2 separate regions of the Homo sapiens genome follow, and region 2 is linked to region 1. Evidence: read pairs that join two places in POLR2A ChIA-PET (ENCODE). Cell type or tissue: A673. All regions are shown on one strand. Each heading gives the region's core, and the rest is flanking DNA. Links, peaks and the distances in the headings are about the cores only.

Region 1 (11,234 bases), core at 2,695-6,694:
TCATCTGCAAATGGGGACAATTTAAAAGAAAGAAAGAAAAGGCAGATACACTGAGCAACTAGAACAAGGTCCATCTTAATGAACTGCCCTCCACCAGCCAGCACCCTTCCTTCTAGATCCTTCTTGTCTTGCCAACCAGAGCCCCTGACTAGCAAAACTGTTTGATTCTTCTTTATTGTTTTCAGAGACATGGGCCCTCAAATACATTGTACCACTTGGTCAGGGATGTCAAAAAGGTAAGAACCCTCTCGACTGCAGGTCGGAGGCCCTGTCTTGACTGCTTCCTGTGATTAGAGAGTGCCTCTGTTTTGCATGAGCTGCCAGAGTATTCCTGTCCCTATCAGGCGCCACTCATTTCAGAACAGTGTGTGTGTGTGTGTGTGTGTATGTGTCTTTTAACTCTGATGCTTCTGTTCATGATGCAGCTGTGGTGTTATCTCCAATCGCCGTGCTTTTAGATGCTTTTGGTGGACATAATGCTTTTGGGTAGCGGAACTCTTGGCTTTCCCCGTGCCAAGTGGATTTATGCCATACCTGTATTTTTCCATATGCCCCTCACTGTTTGGGGAGCTGCCTGACTGACCACAAGAGTAAATCTTCATTCACCAGCTCCTGATACAATGTCACATCTAGCATTACATAGAGTGTAGTAAGCATAGCTCCAAATTTTCTAAAAACAGGGACTAAAACATAAATATGCATTCCATTCTTCTAACATTCTATTTTTTCCAGAATATTTTTTCACACTTTTCATCTCATTAGATGGGAAAAAAATGTTGGTAGGTATGGATCGGGTAGAATTATTTTCATTTTACAGATGAGGAAGCCGAACTACAAGGAGATGAGAGCTATATTGGCATTTAGTGAAGAGCTAGGTTTAAAGTTCAGTTCATTTTATTAATAATGATAAAATAATAATAGTCATGAGCTAGTGATGACTAGGTGCACAGCATTGCTGCATACTTTCAGTGCATCTTAATTCATTTAATCTTCACAACAATTCTATGAAATAGAATTATTATTTTATTATTATAGGCTAGGCACAGAGACTCATGCCTGTAATCCCAGCACTTTGGAGGCCCAAGGTGGGTGGATCACCTAAGGTCGAGTTCAAGGCCAGCCTGGTCTGGTTAACATGGTGAAACCCTGTCTCTACTAAAAATACAAAAATTAGCTTGGCATGGTGGTGTGTGCCTGTAAGCTCAGCTACTTGGGAGGCTGAGGCAGGAGAATCACTTGAACCCGGGAGGTGGAGGCTGCAGTGAGCCAAGATCGTGCCACTGCACTCCAGCCTGAACAACAGAGTGAGATTCCATCAAAAAATTATTATTTTATTATTATAATACAGTTTTATTCCCACTTAAAGACAAGAAGAATGAAGTATAGGGAGATTCTGTTTAATCTTAGCCAAGTGGTTGTTCTTTTGCCCCATATTATCTCCTTCAGAGGTAGCTTGAGTTCTGAACCCTTAAATCCATCCCAGAAAGTGATGTTTTAATTCCAAAAAATAAAACAGAAGATGGCACTGCCCCCGCCCCTTACCTATGTGCCCATACATGTATGCACACATTTGCCCACTATCGCCACTTGGTAACAATTCTTCACCAAAGTCCACAGGACATATTCAGAGAAACCTACAAAGTGAAGTCAAAAATACAGTATGATTTCTTCATCTCACAGGAAGTGATTGGCTAGAATTGCCCTTAGGCATCCTGTAACTACTTTTTTATTTTTCCTTTGAAAGGCCAAGCAAAGGCCTTGGGGCTACTTATAATGTACCTATTCACCTGCTGGATCTTTGCTAAGAATGAGTAAAGGATATAAAAATAACACACAGAAAATCAAAATCTCCATCCTTTGGCCCTTGCAAACTTTCCTCCCATCTCTATACCACCTTAATGAAGGATTTTTCATCTACTTGAGTGGGTGAAGCCTGTAGTTTTTTCAAAACAAGAGGGGAAAACACTATGCAATCTGTACTCCCAACTCAACAACCACTTTCCTGAGATTGTGTCTTTCACTGGTCTACCCATTCCATGCCATCGTAGTAGATCTACCCTCAACAAACCCATTTCTCTTTCCTTTGAACCTTCCGGTTTTGTCTAATTCATCCTGGCTTAAAATTGCCTGAAAACTAAACTCAGAAGAGTAGAAGTAGACACATTCGATGTGTCTTCTTCAGAGAGATAGTTGTTGCTCATGTTCAACCAAATGTTTTGAGTTTTTCTAAAGTAATGACTTGGAGTATTCTCTCCTTCACCTTAAGTTAATCTCTGTCCCTGAAGGAATTGTGAGGTTTTCTAAAGAGACAGCTATGCCTTTGTCCCTCAATCCCAGTCATCACCAACCCAAACCTTTAAAAAGAGTCGCTCATCCAATTCAATGACCCAGCCTCCCAGCAATAAGGTCTTGTCTAATTTTCAAAGGGATTTTTGCAGTTAGATTTCACTGAGTATAAATTATTAAAATCCCTCTCATTACTTTCTTTTCCCCATAGGACTCTGCTTTGCAATATTGTTTTCTCTTTTCTGAAATCCCTTGAGCTGCCTTTTGCATTTGCTCACGTCACTTGTATGATTAGAAGGCATGTAAAGTATCTCTAAGGTAGGGTTTTTTGTAGCTTCTCAGCTAAAGATGTACCTGAAAAATAATATAGACTAACAAGAAAGAACAGGATGGTAAGAATTTGGGAGGAAGAAGGAATAAAAGCAGCTTTTTTTTTTCCTTTTAAGTATGATCCAAATATTAGAGCAAGAAAATCATTATATAAGCATGCAGTTACCATTTACTTGCAAATTTAGTAACTGGAAAAAATGATAACAAATGACCAAGAATAGTACTGAACTGGTCTAGAAATAATTTATCCTTTTACCTGGAAAAAGAGACTGCCAATAAGACAGGGAGACACAGAAAGCCAATGTTTAATTTCTTCCCTTGGGAAAAAGTAGAAGCAGGAAATGCAGAATGCATTATTTCCAGGACTAAGGTAAGTATCTGATGATGGGAGAGCAAGAAAGATGAACAATGGTAGTCACAGGAGTCACAAGGCCTACATTTTATGTTATATGGATTAAGGGAGCTGAAAATGAAGACTTTTGTTTGTTTTGTGTTTGGGGAAGAAGTGAATAAGGGAGAAGTTAACATTGGTGCACAACTTTCTCAGGTGACTTTCAGCAATTTTCAGGTGGTTTCAGGTGACTTTCAGGTGGTTTCAAGTGACTTCTAGCAATTTAGGCCAATAGGATAATCAAAGGCTACAAAACTAGAGTTAAAATGCTAAGAAAATCTTGGGAACTTAAAGCAATTTTCAAAATTAAAGAAAATAATAATAATTAATGTGTGCTTTCTTCTTTACAATTATGGGGGGAAATATATGTGTGCATATATATTTAACCTGGACAAAATTAATGAATAAGTTATTAACTCTGGTACAAAACGCTATTCATGAGTTAGGAACACAGTCCTAGACCTTAAGCATAGTGTTTGATAATACATCTGTAAAACTATATGTAAATAACTCTTAAGAACCAAAGGAATGCATTGAGGAATTATCAGACCATCATAAGTCAATCAGCATGACATCTCCAGTTTACCTCTTCTTTGAGACCAACAGAACTGAATGTGGGGAATTGCTCCCAAGCTTGTTTTGAAATCTCAAATTATTTATATCAAGGGAACAATCTAGGAGCAATGAGGTAAAAAGAGTGGCACTTCAGCATTAATCAGAAATTTAAATTGTTTTAAACCAACCCAGTTCCCTGAACTATTTTCATGCATAAATCCATTGAATGTACCAATGCTCTCATATTAAACCAGAGTGGCCCAAGTCTGTCTGCTTTTCTGTGGAATATAACCTGCCATTTTAGTAGCTGTCTGCTCACTTTGTGCCTCTGTACGTTTTAAAGTAGTTTTTTCCTTTCTTAAATGTGCTAATACTTCAAATTACCTATACTATCCTTCCCCACCAAAAGAGGATGCTATTTGAGTGTTATGTGGAAGTAGTGGTGAAATTATGATAATTTAAAGTTCATTTACATGGGAATTAAGACCCAGAGCTTTTCAGAATAAAAAAAAAAAAAAAAAAAGGCATTTCAGACACACTTTGGGTAAGGAAAGGACATTTGCATAATCCCATCTGCTAAATGCATGGAAATTTGCAAAAGCATTATTATATTTCAGAGGATTGGTTGCCCGATATATTGCCATGTTAAGGGGCTGTACATTGGGGTGATGTCCTCTTTTCCCCTGAGCTCTCACCAGATGAAGCCCCTACCGGGTGATTACTCACACCAACTGCAGTCCACTTTTCTTTATTATACAAGCTGTCCCAGGGGAGTCTTTTCTTCACACTTCCTTGGTAAACCTGACAACCGCAATCATTTTATATCTTATGTATCTCAGAAGGAACCAATCTTGTTTTGAAGGCTTGTTATGAGTTTCAAAGGAAGACAGTTTTCCTAAACAGTTGAGATCTGATAGTGATATGGTGAGCTGACATCTGAAAAACCCCAACCATTTTGAAGAGCAGATCTAATAAGTGAATTTAAACTATGCTTTTAATTAAAAGGTTTCCTTATGCATGGCACGAAGTAAACCTTAGCTTCAGGTTAGCAGTTCATAGCATGAAAAAAGAAGACAACATTTTCAAGTTGTCAAATCGTACCTACTCATAGAACCCAAGCCTGTCTAGCAAATTACTTGAATCACATGACCTCCCACTGTTAAGGCATGAAATGGGAAATAATAGTTCAGGCTTTACCAATTACCAAAGTCATTACCGAAGGGGGAGGGGGAAGTGCTAGAACAGAAACAGCAGGCAGAATGACTGTTCCTCCAGTATCCTTTTTGACTTCTAATTTGAAAAGGACCCAAGCAAAGGAAGTCTCCTCCAGAAGGTGTTTGGACTTTACCTGTTGGCATGTGAGGTACTGCTCACCTTCTCTGCTTTTTCCAGAGGAGCTGGATGCACTGAGCACCACCCCATCCCCATCTATCCTTTTACCATCCCTTGTCTACAAGCCTCTGGTTCCACTAACCAAACTCCAGGGGATCACTGGAAGCTACATCAACCTTGGAAGCTCTGAACAGGGTCTTTGGCCAGTGGGCCGAAAGGAGTAAGAACAGCCTGCCAAGTAGTGGTCATACAGTTGGATTTTTAGAAATAGACAGAATCTTAGAAGTTATTGTGTCCAAGCCACCTATTTTCACAGCATAAACCGAGGTACAGAGACAGGAAGTGATCTGGCCAGGGTCACTTGGGGTCAGGACCATGGCCCAACCCAGAGCTGTTTCCTCTATGGGGTCATGTTGCTGGCTGCTCCTGAATGAGTATCCATAAGTTCCCCTCTACCTGGCAATACCCATCCTAGGAGAAGCAATGCAAATGCATCATCTGTGACATCCACAGGTCCCAGTGGTCAAGGCCATTGGCCCAGCTTAGTATCATGCACTGAGGCTGCCATCCCCCTCAGAGTCCACGCAGGACACCTATCCCAAGGGGCCTAAATTGTACTCAATTTTATTCATGTTATAAAACCGATTTCTTCCTCCCGAAGAAGGTTTCCACTCTTCCTAGTAAGAAAGGTAAAAGTAATTCCCTAACTTCTTTGCTCCCTAAAATCTCTGTGAAGAAACAGATGAGATCCAGCCTTGCAGGCTGAATGCAAACACATTACTTGTTAAATTTTCACTCCTCCAAATATCACTTACAGGAGAGCATCTGACTCATTCCTTAGCGCCTAATCCTTCATCCACTCTGGGTTTGTTTATATGGCCTTATAGTACATATAAAACATATATATACCATACATGTTTTATAGCGGTGGCTCATGCCTGTAATCCCAACACTTTGGGAGGCCGAGATGAGTGGATCACCTGAGGTCAGGAGTTCGAGACCAGCCTGACCAACATGGTGAAACCCCATCTCTCCTAAAAATACAAAAAAATTAGCTGGCATGATGGCACATGCCTGTAATCCCAACTACACTGGAGGCTGAGGCAGGAGAATCACTTGAACCCGGGAGGCGGAGGTTGCAGTGAGTCGAGATCACACCATTGCACTCCAGCCTGGGCGACAAGAGTGAAACTCCGTCTCAAAAGAAAAAAACAAAACAAAACAAAAAACGGAAGAGGCAGGAAAATGCTGCTGGGAAGGGAGGAATTCTCATTGGCTTCGGTTAGGTGAATATCGCCCCCTTGTGGTCAAACAGAACGCAGGCCCCCCCCCCCCCCGGCACTGGTCACAGAATCATTTATCCTCCTTCAGGGCTGACCAAACATAAATCATTCTGAAAGAATCAAGCTTTATATGAGACGATCCCAGCACCTGCTTGCTTGCCAATATATACCGCTAAAAGTCCTTTATGGATATAGCCATTTTCTAAAAATGTTCTATTTGCCCCTTAAATGTTTATTGATTTTGAATTTTACTATAATCACTTTCCTGACAACTCCCAAAGACACCTTGAAAGCATAAATATTCCCTTTCAGTATTGGTCTTCAAGCAATATTGGTGTCTTATTTTTAGAATTCTAACTGATGCTTACACCTAAGTTTCTCAAAGCAAAATACATAGGTGTTAGGCTTGGTATTACCCACATTTTAATTTTTTTTTTTTTTTTTTTTTTTTAAGACAGAGTCTTGCTCTGTCGCCCAGATGGTAATGCAGTGGTGCAATCTCGGCTCACTTCAACATCTGCCTCCCGGGTTCAAGCGATTCTGCCTCAGCCTCCTGAGTAGCTGAGACTACAGGTGCATGCCACCATGCCCCACTAATTTTTTGTATTTTAGTACAGACGGGGTTTCACCATGTTGCCCAGGCTGGTCTCAAACTCCTGAGCTCAGGCAATCCACCCACCTTGGCCTCCCAAAGTGCTAGGATTACAGGTGTGAGCCCACACTTAAAATTTTTTGAATTCCTACAAGATTAAAACTAGGCACAAATTTATAGATCTGCTCTGATTGCCTTTTTATAGCATCACAAAAAGTCCTTTGAGGATTTTCCTGAAACCTGGCCTTTGAACACTGCAGACCATAAAGGCCATGGAGTGCAAACCCCTTTCACTGGAAAGAAATCTGAGAGCTTAAGGGAAAGTGTCTGCTGGCCAAAGGACAGATAGAAGCCCGGGGCAGCTGACTGGAAACTGGTGTGCTTCCTCCTCACCCTGCCAGGGAAAATGACACGATGGGTGGGCATCCTCGGGCGGTCATCCCCATAGGAGCCCTGTGGCTATGAATGAGGCTTACCCAGGCCAGTCCAGTCTCTGAGACTCTTCTACTCTTTAAATAACAGCCTCGCCTAACAGTCCAGGAAAGCCAAAGGATACAGAAACTGTGGCCTTGTTAGCCTGCCCCAAAATAATGGAGAAAAGTGGTTGCATTAGTACTATTTTTAAACTCAGTTTAGTTTTATGGGAAGGCTAATACATGAAAAGTTACTATCTTAAAACTTTCTCTGAGCTCCCTTTTTAATATTTTTTGCCATGCTTTGCATAAAGAAGTCAGACAATTGGTCTTTTTTAGCCTGAGGATAGCTTAGCTTGCTGATTCAGTTAGATGGATAAAGATAATCTTCAAACAAAGGAGATTTTGAAATTCTGAGGAGGGTAGAGGTCATTTTTGTGAGGGGACTATTCAGCTCATCAAATGGATGCCAGATTAGGCTGTGGAGGGCCAAGGTCAAGGACGGAAGGGGTCTGTGTCTCAAAATGTTCCACCTCATATATGATGCCCTTCACACAGCCCCATTTTGCCTGGCTGGCTCCAGTTAGATGCCCAAGCCTACCATGTACCCCAAGCCAAGGGAGAGGTAGAACACAGTGGGATGGGGTGGGAGCTAATTCTGGGGACAGCAAGAAGTCTAAAAAGCAGCAATGGGCTGGGCATGGTGGCTCACACCTGTAATCCCAGCACTTTGGGAGGCCGAGGCGGGAGGATCACCTGAGGTCAGGAGTTCGAGACTAGCCTGGCCAACATGGCAAAACCCTGTCTCTACTAAAAATACACAAATTAGCTGGGCATGGTGGCATACACCTGTAGTCCAAGCTACTCGGGAGGCTGAGGCAGGAGAATCACTTGAACCCAGGAGGCAGAGGTTGCAGTGAGCCCAAATCACGCCATTGCACTCCAGCCTGGGCAACAAGAGTGAAACTCTGTCTCAAAAAAAAAAAAAAAAAAAAAAAAGCAGCAATGGAGTCTTATATGCCTGAGGCTGGTGCTTCAATTACTATCTATTTGTTCTCACTCCATTGAGGATAGCCACTGAATTCCAGATACAGCATTACCTGTATTTCAGAGCAAATTTCCATAGTGAACTAGGGCTATTCCAACCAGGGATGACTAACAAGATTGTGGCTACTTGGTTTTGTTACTGAGAACATAATACTCAAAAACCCAAACCCAGACTTGATCCCAACAACATCAATTAATTTCACTGTTTTACTGGTTTACATTTTCAACAAAAACACTCTGAGTGCCCACCATATGCCAGGCATATTATAAGAGGCTCTCAGGATATAAAGATAAATCAAACAAGAAACATGTAAAGCTATAGGTTTAATGATAGGATGCAGCGGGATACCTCTAATCCTGAATCCCAAAACCTTCAAATGGATACAGTTGCCCATAGAAAAGCTGAGTAAGGACAACTGAAAACCTACCCTCAGGTTAGCAAAAAAATTTTAATTAATTTCTGACTGAAAGCAATTAACTTTTGACACTATGAATTTCCCAGTTCTGCTGCCTAATCTACCACTACCACCAGAAACTTACTGAGTAGACAAGCAGTTTGACAAACTTGAGTGTGCATCAGAATCACCTGAGGAGCTAGGAAAGGCCACAGAGGCCCCGATACATTGAAGTAGGTGAGACAAAGTCCAGCCGTTTGTAATGTCACCAAGTTCCCCAGGGTATTCTGATGCCACCAAAGTTGGAAAACCACCACTATACATAATGCACGTCTTCTGTGAAGTGGCAGAAATCTCACACAGCATCCTGGGTGGGTCCTTCATTAAGGACAAAAGTGGATGGAGCCCCTTGTGTCTGTCCCAAATAGATCTAAGGGCATGAGGCTTCCTAAGCAGTGTGACACCCAGCCATTCATGGTATAGAGCGCTCTCCCGCAAGAAGGAGCTACACCAGGCAGTGAGAGTGGATTAATCATGACCTTTGGAATTCACTATGCACTCAGACTTTCTCACAAATGGAACTAACTCTCCCTTGACCTAACAGCAAAAATTTTCTTAAGAACCTAAACTTTAGAAGTAGAAAGCAGTAGTGAGTAAATAATAAGAAAATCTTTACTATTTTTGCATGTATAGATGGCAAACAGCTAAAAAAGACACCATAACTCTAGATCTTTAAGAAATGTTACTCTCTTTAAAAGAAAAAATGAAAATCTCCTTAATTCTAGAAAAATAAATACTCCATTGATAAAAATGTCTCCTCCAATTTCTCTCCCCCTTCTCTTTAAATGCAAGGGATGTTCATATACAACCTCATTCTGACACCCAAAATCCCCTCCCTAAATATTGCTCTTCTTTTATGAAAAAAGTGTCAATTTTTTAAAATTATGGATAGAGGTTTTGTATTAAAGGAGACCCGAGTCCTAAAATCCCAGCTGATGGAGGCTCTGGTAATGACACTCATCTTCTGAAAGGAGTCTTCCTTTAAAGGGTGGTAGAAACCAAATGATATCAAGAGAGTGGTAACAGGCCTGGGTCAGAGGCAGAAATGCGGGCTTGGGGAGCATCTGGGGAAACCTAGTTCCTAGTGCCTGGGAGTGATAGCATTTGCCCTGTCTAGCCTTGTGTTTCTTTCTTCTACACTGGTGTTTTTTTCTCCCCAGCTGAAGACTTGAATAAATATTTTGATTTTCTATTATTGCCGACGATTACTGCATCTTCTTATTTAACTTATGTCTTCTTTCCAAGCGAGAGTATCCAGGTTTCGGTTGGATCTATTTTAAGGTGAATTAATTAACCAGCATAATAATACATTCATATGTTTCTTTTTTCATTATTTTTTTTTTACTCTAGTTACAGAATACGTGAAGTAGAATCCCTAGTAAACCACGTTGTCTTTTGGATTTGTCTGTTTGTTTCATTCTACCCTGATAGGGGAACCTGCCCCCAGACTACAGAATCAGCCTGATTGACATCGGCCTGGTGATCGAGTACCTGATGGGCGGGGCTTATCGCTGCAACTACACGCGCAAGCGCTTCCGGACCCTCTACCACAACCTCTTCGGCCCCAAGAGGGTGAGGCTGGCTGCAAATTCGGGGCCCTTCCTGGGAGGACTAGGGTGTATGGGATTTGGGTTGTGGCTTCTTTGTCTCCAAGGGGAATTAAAATCAGAAAATTGCGCTGAGAGTGAACCTAAACAATCAAAGAAAAGTAATGAAATTCAAATTAATCTTATCATTGAGATTATTAAACTCAGCAGTTTTCCAGGTTTTGGGTCTTTATACCTTTAAAAATTGTTGAGAACCTCAAGGAGCTTTTATCTATGGGAATTCTACCTATTGGTGTTTATTTACCATGTTAGAAATTTAAATGGAGACTCTAAAAATATTTAATCCATTTTAAGTTAAACATAGGAATCCCATTATATGTTAACATAAAGAACATGTTTACAAACAAAAACATATTTTCAAAAACAAAGAATAAGTTCATAATAGGAGCATTTTTTACCTTTTGCAAATTTCTGTAATGTCCAGCTTAATAGAAGAGGGCTAGATATCTACTTGTGGATTCAGTCTGTTGTAGGATATTCTGGTTAAAGTATATAAAGAAAATCTGACCCCACAAAAATATATGACAAACACAGCAAATATATCAAAGGAAGGAGTATTTTAACCCTCTTTACATATAATTGTAAATATCATTTTTTTGATACTACACCAAAATTTAATAAGTAACGTTTCTTAAAAATGAGTTGCAAGGTGAAATCTAAAACCATGTAAGTGAACTTTTCAAATTCTGTTACACTGAAATTCACTAGTCTAGCCAGCCATGGTCCCAGCTACTAAGGGGGCTGAGGCAGGAGACTCGCTTGAGCCCAGGAGTTCGAGGCTGTATTATACTATTATAGTGCCTGTGAGTAGCCCCTGCCCTGCAACCTGAACAACATAGTGAGACTCTGACTCTAAAACAATACAATAAAATAATAACAAAGTAAAATCCAACGGTCTATCTTGTACTTTGATGGATCTTGTAACATCATAGATTGGTCATGG
Region 2 (11,234 bases), core at 4,133-8,132, 55 kb after region 1:
AACAGCAACCAACAAATAGACTGATCTCCACACAGGCTAACTATTAGCAGATGATCCCAGCAAGGCTCACACATTAGTTGCCTTTCCTCAGATGTGACAGAGTCCAAATAAGCCTGCAACCTCAATATGTAAGGGAAAGGAAGATGCTCAAGATCTTTTGCAAGATACTGTCCAGTGGAGCGAGTCGCTTCCTGCGGCTAGATATCAGACCACGTCTGTCAAGTGATGTTTGACTGAATTGCTTGGCTTTCAGCCAAATATTTGATATCTAGAACATCAGGCCTAAGGTTCAAGATGAGTGCTTGCTTGGAAAAAGACCCCAATAACTTCAGGTCAAATGCAGGATGTTGAGTCTTCAACTTAGTGACACACTCAATTCAGGGAGATGACACCCACTGGTGAGTTAAGGATAGAGGGGCTATTTCTTGGCCCAGGCTGTGGTTACGTGGGCTTTCATTTTACACTGGACATATATGTTTTATGGACTCTTCTGTGTATATATCTCATAATCTAATACACAAAGGAATAAAGGAGACATCCTGCTATAATATTTTCCAGATTCTAGTTTGAATGGGTTCATTCATTCAATGACATTTACTAAGCACTTCAAGTGCCAGGCTCTGTGCCACGAGATGGGAGTTAAAAAGACATACTTTGTTGCCTCAGTTTTGAAGGAAGTTGCTGAAGAAGACTGACAGCTAAACACACATTACAAATCAGCGTGATATATATTTTCATAGAGGTGTTGTGTAAGGACTTAGCTCAAAGGAAAGAACACAGTTTAGCAGTAGGAAAAGGGGAAGAGAAAAGGGAGGGCGGGCCAGATGCACTCTGAGAAAGTCTCCTGGAGGTAACAGTTAAGCTGGATCACAAAGGATTTTAAGAGTTTTTCAGACAGATAATGACAGGGCATTCTAAACAGAGGGACTGTTATGTACAAAACCAGAGGCATGACAGAGCATGCCTGGTGTGGGCATATGGGGGCCAGAGAGAACGGAGATATGAGGTGTCCTCCCTGGGCCAGCCTGGAACTAGCCTCTAGGTTAGTTCTGTGTCCGAGGTACTCCCAAGCCCTCTGTATCTACACTGGGTTGATGTGGACACCATATTGTTTTTGTCTGATTTCTTGTGTGTATCCCTTATTGGATTCTATGCATTGTGGGGGTTGGGGATGGGTTGGGGCCAGGGTCTGTATTCATCTTTTCCACCATTACTTGAGTGAATTAATGGAGAAGAGGTTAGTAAGGCAGATTGCTGTAAAGGGCTTTATATGTCAGGCTAAGGGATTTGGATCTTGTTGGAAATTCGCAGGTCGCCTTGTGTGGAGCCCCTTTTTAAGTATAGCTTCAGTTTATGGGATGCATAGGTGTCACTGAAGAGTGGGGAGATCATGGCTAGAAAATATGCAACCATAATGCTCATTTCAGGGAAATTAGATAAGCCATAAAAAAGCCCTTTGTTCCAAAATATCTTCTAAAACAGGAGCAACAACCTTCTCTTTTAAGAGTCAAAACATTCCCTGAACAGGTTAAACCTGCTGACTCTTCTCGCCTTAATGTGAAGTATGTGAATCGCTCCTCTCAACCCCCAAAATAGCTGAAATCAGCATTCAGGGAAGGGGCGTTGAAATGGGGGCAGGTGACGTGGAAGCTGATGGCTCAGCATGCGTGAGGTGGACCCTGAGCAGCCAGAAGCCAGCATGAGGCAACTGAGTGTCTGGAGGGCAAGAAAAGTGAGACAGGGTGTGGGGAGGCTTCACAAAGACACATGGTGGCAAAACGGCTTTGCCTACATGGCAGTTTTGTCAAGGGTCCTGGCAGATGCCCAGTTTGCCTCCAAACACTGTCTTCTACGCTGCCTGCAGTAAATTGCTGATGCCTGAACTTGAATATCAGGATCACCTGAAGTTCTACAAGCCTCAGGTTCCTCAGTTCAGTCTGCGGGCACGGGCTTCCTAGCTGCAGCTTTTTCAGTTCAGCTAGGTTTCTCCTCCTCCAAACCCCATCTCTCCCCTTCTGGAAAACTAACAGAGACAGAGGAGAGAAAGGAAGAGAGGAGAGGAATGAATGCATTTATATACTACCCTTTCTCACTTTTTTCTTATCATTAGTTCATCCAAATCAAAAAATCTATTCCCACTGGGCACGGTGGTGCACACCTGTAGTCACAGCTACTCGTGAGGTTAAGGCAGGAGGACCACTTGAGCCCAGGAGTTCTGGGTTATAGTGTGCTGTGTCGATCAGGCATCCACAATAAGTTTAGCATCAATGTAGTGACCTCCTGGGAGGGAGGGACCAGCAGGTTGCCTAAGGAGGGGTGAAGTGGTCCAGGTTAGAAATGGAACAGACCAAAACTCCCATGCTGATGGGTCGTGGGATCACGCCTGTGAATAGCAACTGCACTCCAGCCTGGGCAACATAGCGAGACTCCATCTCTAAAAAACTAAAAATAAAAATCTATTCTCCAGGAAACTCAAAGGTCTGAAAGGCCCAAGGACAGCCCAGAGGAGCTGAGTACTCTCAAACATGCTTACTTATGATCACAAGATAATCTCTCATAGTCAAGGTCTATCTCACTGGTTCTCAACCAGGGGCAGTTGCACCCCCTAACCACCACCCAGCAAAGAGACATTTGGCACTCCCTGAAAGTATTTTGGTTGTCACAACCCAGGGGGCGCTACTAACATCTAGCAGTAGAGGCCAGGAATGCTGCCTAACATCCCCTGATGCACAGGACATCTTCTCCAGACAAAGAATTATCCCACCCAAAATGTCAATGTGCTGAGATTGAGAAAACCTGGCCTATCAGAACCCAAAATTCAACTCCTGATTGCTTCTGAAAGAGATGACACAATGTAGTTGCCTCAACTTGTAAGAAGTCCTAAAGGACAGATCTGAAGGGGCCCCAAGTCCTCACAAACTAAAGCCAGGCAGAGAGTGCTGCAGGTCCCCATTGATCATCCCTTACAGGGTTTCACGACATCTCCCTCTGCTCTGCTCACTCTGTCTTCAGACCAAAGACCAAGTTAGGACATCGGGCACTTAGGGTGTCTGAACAGTCAACGTGAAGGACTCCTTTTGGCAAACACCAGTAGATCTTGTCCCATGCCCTTGGGCACCAGTTTTGGACATAATAAGCTATCATTGCTATGAAGAACAAGAAGAACCCAGAGGCCTTAACCTATGATTTAGAATTTACAAATATTTTGCTAATCCAGGTGGAGTCTAGCAAACTTCAACACCTCCCTTCTCAAGTTTGCATCTAAGAGAGACACCAGTCTTTTTTTTTTTTTTTTTTTTTGGATACAAAAGCACCATGACGCACTCACAAAGAAAGTGGTCTGAGTGATCTCAGACATCCTGGCAAAATAGTTCAGTTCAATCAATCCAGCTCACCATTTGTGATAAAGCGCAAAGGGGAATCAAACCCCCCATGATAAGATTCAATAGTTATATTTACTGATCAACTTAACACCACTGAACCAAATTGAAAACAGTTTTAAACATTCACTGGGGCCAGTGACTCTCTCCTGAGTTGATGGGCTAGCTTTACAGAATCACAGGCCTTGAAGCAAAGGGATGAAGTCTGCTATGTGCCCTTTTTAATATTCTGAACAAGAGCTTCAGAAGTAAAATGTCACTATGAACTGAATGGTTACAGTACTGTTACAAGAAAGCCGGTTGCTGACAAGTACTTCAAAGTCACTCGTGCCACCTGAGGAACATAATGTTCAAGCACCGAAGGAACTATATATGGTGCATGCGGTTCTATTCTACAGCAAGTAATTGAATATACAGGGCGGGGGACACCACTATCAAACAGGTCATGCACTAAAAGACTGGATTCTTTCCTGTGGATTTAAGATTATCAACCCTATCAGGAGTCTACATAAGATAGCCAACTGCTGAAAATGTCACTGCTTTTTGCAAAATGTATGGCAGTCGTACTTAAGCAGATTATATTGAATACAGGGATGCCTGAATTCTCTATTAACTACCAAGTGTGTTACAAAAGCTATGTCTTGGGTTTCATGGGTTTCTTCTGACATTTCTAGGGAAAGGGAAGTCAATTAACATTTGTTGAGAGGCTATTACAGTGGCTGGCACCAGGCCAGGCACATGATACACTCTGACTCATTAGTGCTGATTTACTAGTGATCTACATGAAGAACAGAGGTTAAAGAACTTGTTGAAGGCACACAGCCAGAAAGTGGCAGAGGCTGAATTGGAATCCAGGCCCATCTGACTTCTAGACCCACGCTCTTAACTTCTGCATTAGAACAGAAGGCTGCTTCCATCGGAATCCAGAGCCTTGCACTTTCCCCTATACCTCACTGCAGTGCCTGGACCACATCATGCATTTATTTACTTAGCAACCACTTATTGCAAAGAGAAAGCAGTAAACAAGAGAGGCCTTGGCATGTACTTCATAGCAGTTACATCTACTGTGGGGTTCGGTGGAAACAGTAAGTCAACAAATAAACAGCATACTTTGGGGTGGTCATAACTGCCAGGGAGAAAATAAGTCCAACTAGCAGGATCAAGAGTCACTGCGGCAAGGACTTGGGCACACAATTTTATAGAGAATGGTCAGCGAAAGGGCTTGAAGAGATAACGTTGAGCTGAAATGTGAATAATGGAAATAGGCATGAAAAGAGCTGGGGAAGGAACATTCCAGACAGAGAGAACAGCAAGGGCAAAAAGCCATGTGGTAGGAATGGTCTGGATGCTTTCAACTAGGATCAAAAAAAATGCCAGTGTGATTGGAGTTTAAGATCTATAGCAGCGGCCGGGTGTGGTGGCTCACGCCTGTAATCCCAGCACTTTGGGAGGCTGAGGTGGGTGGATCATGAGGTCAGGAGTTTGAGACCAGCCTGGCCAAGATGGTGAAACCCCATCTCTACTAAAAATACAAAAATTAGCCGGGCACGGTGGCGGGTGCCTATAATCCCAGCTACTAGGGAGACTGAGGCAGGAAAACCACTTGAATCCAGGAGGCAGAGGTTGCAGTGAGCCGAGATCGCACCATTGCACTCTAGTCTGGGCGACCGAGCAAGCCTCCCTCTGGGAAAACCAAAAAAAAAAAAAAAAGAAGAAGGAGGAGGAGGAGGAGGAGGAGAAGAAGAAGAAGAAGATCTATAGCAGCAGCTCAAGTTGGCGTAGCATGTCATGGTGGAATTTCTGTGTTCAAGTATGTGGTTTAATTCTAAATGAGAACTGGATTTAAGAACAGGATTGGCAACTCTGCAGCTATTCAAGACACAGTGCACTGCCAAAGGTTGATGGTCAGGAAGATAGAGAATCACCCAAAGACCAGTGGTTTCCAGAATTAGGAAATCAGGAAGGGAGCTTCCTCCACCATTGAAGGCTTCCCAGAAGGGTTTCTATGACACTGATATGGTGATACCTTGGATAGTCTCAAAATCACCCATCATGGATAAATTAGATATCCATGAAAACTACATTGTACCGCCCATGAGGAGATTCACCTGTCTCTACAAGTATGTCAAAATGGCATTCATCATGAAAACAGGGGGCATCCTGGTAATACAAATGAGACATGGCTCATAGATGGGTCAGAAAATTACAAGTTGGAAAGAGGCAGCTACTGTCCCAAGATGCCAGCAGCATTGCACAGAATATAATGTACTCAGAGAAAAAGCATGAAGAAGAGTTTGCTTTTGGAAGCCATCATTAGTCCAACCACAGTTTATAGTTATGGAGTGCCTGGTGTGGGTAGAGAACTCAGTTAAGAATGGTTTGAGTTAGTGTGACAGGAACAGTCCAGGACAGAGGCAGAAGCCAGACACTGAATCTCAGTTCTGTCATCTCTACTAACCCTGCGACCTTGGGCAAGTTACTCAAACTGTCTGTTCTTTGGTATATTCTTAACAGTTTGAGGACAGAAAGGAGGTTGTCCTTGGTGTTCCTCTCACACAAGAACACAGCCCAGAAAAAGAGCATTTTTTTTCCAAATGAATATGATAAGCCCAAATGAATATAATCAGACATTCATGCATATTATTGTTTTTGATGAAGCTAAAATGTGCATCAGTGTCAGAGTGGGATGTATTCAAGGAAAAAAAAAGTTAATAAATAATAGCACTGGTGATGTGTCATGTGCCAAATTAATGAAAGTGATACCCAAAGACCAAAATTTGGGAAAGAATGAAACAAACAGCACAGTGTCAAAGGCTACTTAGAGATAAGGTGTTATTAGTAGTAACAGTAGGAAAAAATGAAGTAGGGTACATGTAAGGGTGAGCCCTATAAAGCTAAAATTTGCAAAGCCGTTGTTTCTTCCAGCGGGGAAGCCAGCTCCAGGTAGATGCAGGAGCCTTCACTACTTCAAATACCCAGGTGCCTTCTAGGCTTCTCTGCTCCATTTATGTTCATTTAAAATGAGGAGGGAGGATGGTTTGATCCTAGGAGTTCAAGACCAGCCTGGAAATATACGAAGACCCTGTCTCTACAAAAAAAAAAAAAAAAATTATGCGGGATGTGGTGGCACACACCTGTGGTCCCAGCTACTTGAGAGGTTGAGGTGGAAGAATAGCTTGAGCCTGAGAGTTTGAGGCTGCAGTGAGCTGTGATTGTGCCACTGTACTCCAGCCTGGGTGACAGAGTGAGACCCTGTTGGGAAAAAAAATTTAAAAAAAAAAAAGAAAGAAAAGAAAAAAACAAGCTCACTGAAACAACTATGCCAAAATAAACAGTCTCAAATAGCATGCCTCTCTCTCTTCACAGCAAAACAGAACCAAGGTATTATGCTGCTGCTCATCATGAAAAACCATGATTGTGTTTCTCCCATTGTGTCAGCCTGCCAGCCAGCCTGAAAGTCATTCTGGGCAGCTAACCTAATTATTCATTCATTCATGGATTCAGCAAATATTTGGAAACAACTCTGTTCCAGGCACTCTCCTGCGTAATGGGGATTAGTAATGAGAAAAACTGATGAAGCTCCTGCCTCCTTGGGAGCTCACAGCCCAGTAGAGGCATCAGATATCAAACCCAGAGTTACACAAATAAATACTTAATCATAAGCTCTGCTAAGTATGTGATGAAGGAATACAGAGTGCTATGAAAACATCTAACAAGGAGACATATTTGGGACTCAGAGAAAGGCTCTCTGAGGAAGTGACTTTCAAGCCAAGCTATGCAGAATAAGGAGGAATTTGCGAGGGAAAGAGTAGGAAAAGAGCCCAGGCAGGGGAAATAGCCAGTGCAAAGTCCTGAGACAGAGGGGAGGGTACTCCTCCTGCCAGTAACTGAGAAGACCAGCAGGGTGGAAGTGTGATGTGCAAGGAGAGAATGGTAGGGAATAAAGCTGGAGAAGGCAGACCAGGGCCAAGTTGTGCAGGGCCTTTTAGGCCAGTGTAAGGATTTGAATGTTCTCCTAATTCACTGGGAAAACTAAGAAGTGAAGGATTTTGTGTAGAAACTGAGTTGATGATTATGTTGTTGATGATGGTGGTGGTGGTGTTAGTAGTGTGTGTGTGTGTGTGTGCGCGCGCGTGTGTGTGTCTGACATGAATTGCTGATTTAACCTACATTTCTAAATCAATCCAAGCATGGTGGTGTTGGTAGTGTGTGTGTGTGTGTGTGTGTGTGTGTGTGTGTGTGTGTGAAATGAATTGCATGATTTAAGCTACATTTCTGCATCAATCCAAGGGTTACCAGAACCCTTTTTGAGGGCTCAACAAACACCAGATCCTGCAGGTTAGGAGCTGTTTTCCCTAAAGTGCTGGCTTCCAGGCTGTTTGCCCTAAAGTGCTGGCTGTTAGGACCTGAGCCCAGTTCTTCACTGTGAGATGAAGTGATTAGACCTGAACTCTAACAGTGCTGGTCTTGATGGGCAGCATGGCCCCCATGTTTTGGAAACTTTACCTTGGAAATTCAAGGGTTTTTTTTTGAAAACTTTACCTTTTTTTTGGGAAACTTTACCTTGGAAATTCAAGGTTTTTGTTTTGGTTTTTTTGTTTTTTGTTTTTTGCCCTCCCTGATTGTTTTTGCTTGCCCTCCCTGATTAGGGGCATCATTGACATTGAGAGGTTAGAGCCCAGACTGTGTGTGTAACCTGCAGTGCACAGGACACTCCCACAATGAAGCATTGTTCTCTGTCCACACAGCTTTCTGCTATCCCAGCAGACATTCACATAGGTGAAAAACCTGGTTATAATTATCTGAGCCTAACTCCATTTTACATTTAAATACACAAATTTTTGCATGTTTTTAATGAGCTGTGAATTTTTCCAGGAATGAAACCACCATGAAAATCAAGGGAGATGGTATTTTGTTTGCTTTGGAACTTTCTCATGAGTTGTTCAACATTTTGGAAAATCAACTCACCAAAGACAATGTTCCTCATTGTATTTGAGCCTCACATCTGTCTGCATTTGTGTCTGTCTTATTCATGGAAGTTCTTCATTTAGGTGTAAGCATCTGACCACTTCACTATGGCTTCTGGAATTGTTGTGTCTGAACACTTATATATTGAAATAATTATTTTATTATAAATTATGTTCCTTTAATTTCTCGTTTATTTAAAATTAGGACATTATATTGATTCTTCTATGACTACATGTACAGATAAATTATACCATCTATAAATTTCACTTCTGAAGAATGAAGGAAGAATAGGAAATAGTTATTATTAAAAAGAAATGTTAGGGCTGAGAAGATTGAGAACAATTGAACAAGCCCGTTCAGGGCTTTAAAATGCTGCAATTTTAGAAATCTAGTTACTTACTGTCTTTAGATGGTCTCTTGGTAACCTTAACATGTGAGAATTCTATGTTTAAAAAATGTATTTTGTAAATGGTGGAGAGAGTTATCAAAGTTAACATTACCAGTGAGAACTCATCTTAGTATTGTTTACTCACTGATATGTTATAAAAAGAAGGGCATTTCATCTTTGTGATTTTTTTCCAAAAACCCATAACCCTAGTCTAATCATGAGAAGAAAAAAAATCAGACAAACTCAAATTGAGTGACATGCTACAAAATATATCTGTCCGGTACTCCTCAACACTAAGTGCCAAAGTCATAAAAAATGAGAGACTGTAGAACTGTCAACAACCGGAGGAAACTAAGAAGAATGATAATAAAACACAATGTAGGATCCTGGAAGAGAAAAAGAATTTTAGTGGAAAACTAATGAAATTTGTATCAAGTTTGGAGTTTAGCTAATAGTAATGTACAAACAGTAACTTATGAATGTAAATTTCTTAGGTTTGGCAAATATAGGTGGTTATTTAAGACTTTAGCATTAACGGAGACTGGGTAAAGAATATACAGAACAGGAATTTTGTGTACTAACTCTGCAACCTTTCTACAAATCTAAAATTATTTAAGTTTGTTAAAAGTCTGTTTTTGACAAAAAGCATAGGAAAGCATTACGAATTCCACATTTGAACATAAGGAATTTTTCTAAAGATTTAAAATCACCATCATGTGGGAAACACACACACACACACACACACACAAGTAACTGGGAAGAAATATTGTATCTTTCCTGGGCCCTCACACTCCAGGGTCAATATGTAAAGAAGACAAAGACGTCCGGGAACCACTGCCAGCTAATGTAAAGCACTGTGTCCTTAGTGAGTATGCAAATGCCAACAGTCAAGATGGACATGGAGAAAAAGAAGGGGACAAAGTCAATCAGGCTTCAAGGGGGCAGAGAGACATTGCTGGCAACACAAAAAGCAGAAGCCTCTTTCTGCTCTGACAGAAGCAAAGAGAAGGATCAATAAACAGGCTATTATTGAGAAAAATTTAGGTGGTCAAGTAGTAAAGAGATGTGAGGGTCATAAAAATAATAATAGCAAATACTTACATAGTGCTTTCTACATATCAAGCACTGTCCTACATGTGTTGTGAATAATACTAACTAATTTAATCCCCACAACAATCCTACAAGATAGGATTGTTGCCCCTATGTTTAATGGGCAAGGAAAATGAGGCACAGAGAATATACCTATGTATTCTGTGGAACCCTATGAAACTACCTTTTTTGTAAGTCAAAAATGGTCTACTCTCAAAAAGTGCATATGGTTCACATTTAACTTAATTGGTAAGTTGCCTAAGAGGTACAACTATTTGAGACGCGGGGTTGGACTTAGAACCCTGGCAGGCGGCTCAGAAACCTGGACTCTGAGCCTCCAAGGTACAGGGCCTCCAGCAGAAATGGTCAGGATTTACAGAGTGGCAGGCGCTGTGCAAAACCTTTACACATATCAGCAACAACTCGTTTATCTTTACAACAACACTCTTAAGGTAGCTGTAATTATTACCTAATTCATAATTGAAGAAACTGAGGCCCAGGGAGCTTGTGTGACCTGCCAAAGGTTACACAGCTAGTAAACGGCAGAGCTAAGACTTGAACCCATGTTGGCCGGCTCCGGAGCCTGGGTCCTGTGTTGTCTCCTGTGTGTCTGTAGGTATGGCAGAATTTGGAATGAGATAAGCTTTTGCTGCAGGTCATTAGTCTAGAAAGGAGAGACTTTTCCTGTCAAGCCTCCAAACAGATGCTACGGGCTTCCATTTGGTAAGATACATCAGGGAGACATTTTCTGGCCAGCTCAAAATAACTGATACTGTTATTCAGATGGAATAGAAAATGTACCTCATTATCTCTTCCAAAATAAGCAAGGAAATGAAAGACAATGGAATAAAAGGAAAGAAAAAGAATGTGAAAGATTGGAAGATAGACTATAAAAGATAATTGCAAGTGTTCCCATCCTGGAGATATGTGGAATCAAGCCCTATATTTTCTTTGCAATTGAGTAGCTTCTCCCTGATCTCAAATGATTCGGTGGCCATTCAATGGACACTTGGTACCTGAATCTACTTTCTCCAGTAGTTGACAGGTCGTGTCATAATAACCCGATATTCAATCTACTTAATACACACCAAGGTCCTTTCAGATAGAGAGAAAAAAATAGTGAATATTGCTCACCAGCAGATTTACTTTTAAAATATCTAAGGCCGGACGCCGTGGCTTATGCCTGTAATCCCAGCATAATCCTTGGGAGGCCAAGGCAGGCTGATCACTTGAGGTCAGGAGTTCGAGACCAGCCTGGCCAACATGGTGAAACCCCATCTCTACTAAAAATACACAAATTAGCTGGGCGTGGTGGCGCATACCTGTAATCCCAGCTACTTGGGAGGCTGAGGCAGGAGAATCGCTTGAACCCAGGAGATGGAGGTTGCAGTCCGCTGAGATCGTGCCGC

Evidence for each region. ChIA-PET counts read pairs that join two places held together with the same protein. Peaks named below come from ENCODE experiments on the same cell type or tissue, not always from the same donor. Only the 100,000 strongest peaks of a DNase experiment are listed, where the experiment ranks them.
Region 2: POLR2A ChIA-PET joins it to region 1 with 8 read pairs; 4 of 35 experiments call an interaction of 5 or more read pairs at or near these places.

Annotation. Positions count from the first base shown.
Region 1 is chr9:70,624,213-70,635,446 of GRCh38, reverse strand. TRPM3 (transient receptor potential cation channel subfamily M member 3) reads left to right here. Exons shown (of 26, transcript NM_001366145.2): 12 at 186-236; 13 at 9,930-9,965; 14 at 10,116-10,256. Among named protein-coding and RNA genes, the nearest start is that of MIR204, 180 kb to the left of the region's middle. In A673, for the core only: CTCF peaks have their summits at 5,986 and 6,185 (motif pointing left); DNase peaks (open chromatin) are centred at 4,326 and 4,746.
Region 2 is chr9:70,570,365-70,581,598 of GRCh38, reverse strand. The region is part of intron 22 of TRPM3 (transient receptor potential cation channel subfamily M member 3); the gene reads left to right. It also overlaps the pseudogene RN7SL726P. Among named protein-coding and RNA genes, the nearest start is that of KLF9, 160 kb to the right of the region's middle. In A673, for the core only: no CTCF peak of the experiment used is centred there; no DNase peak of the experiment used is centred there.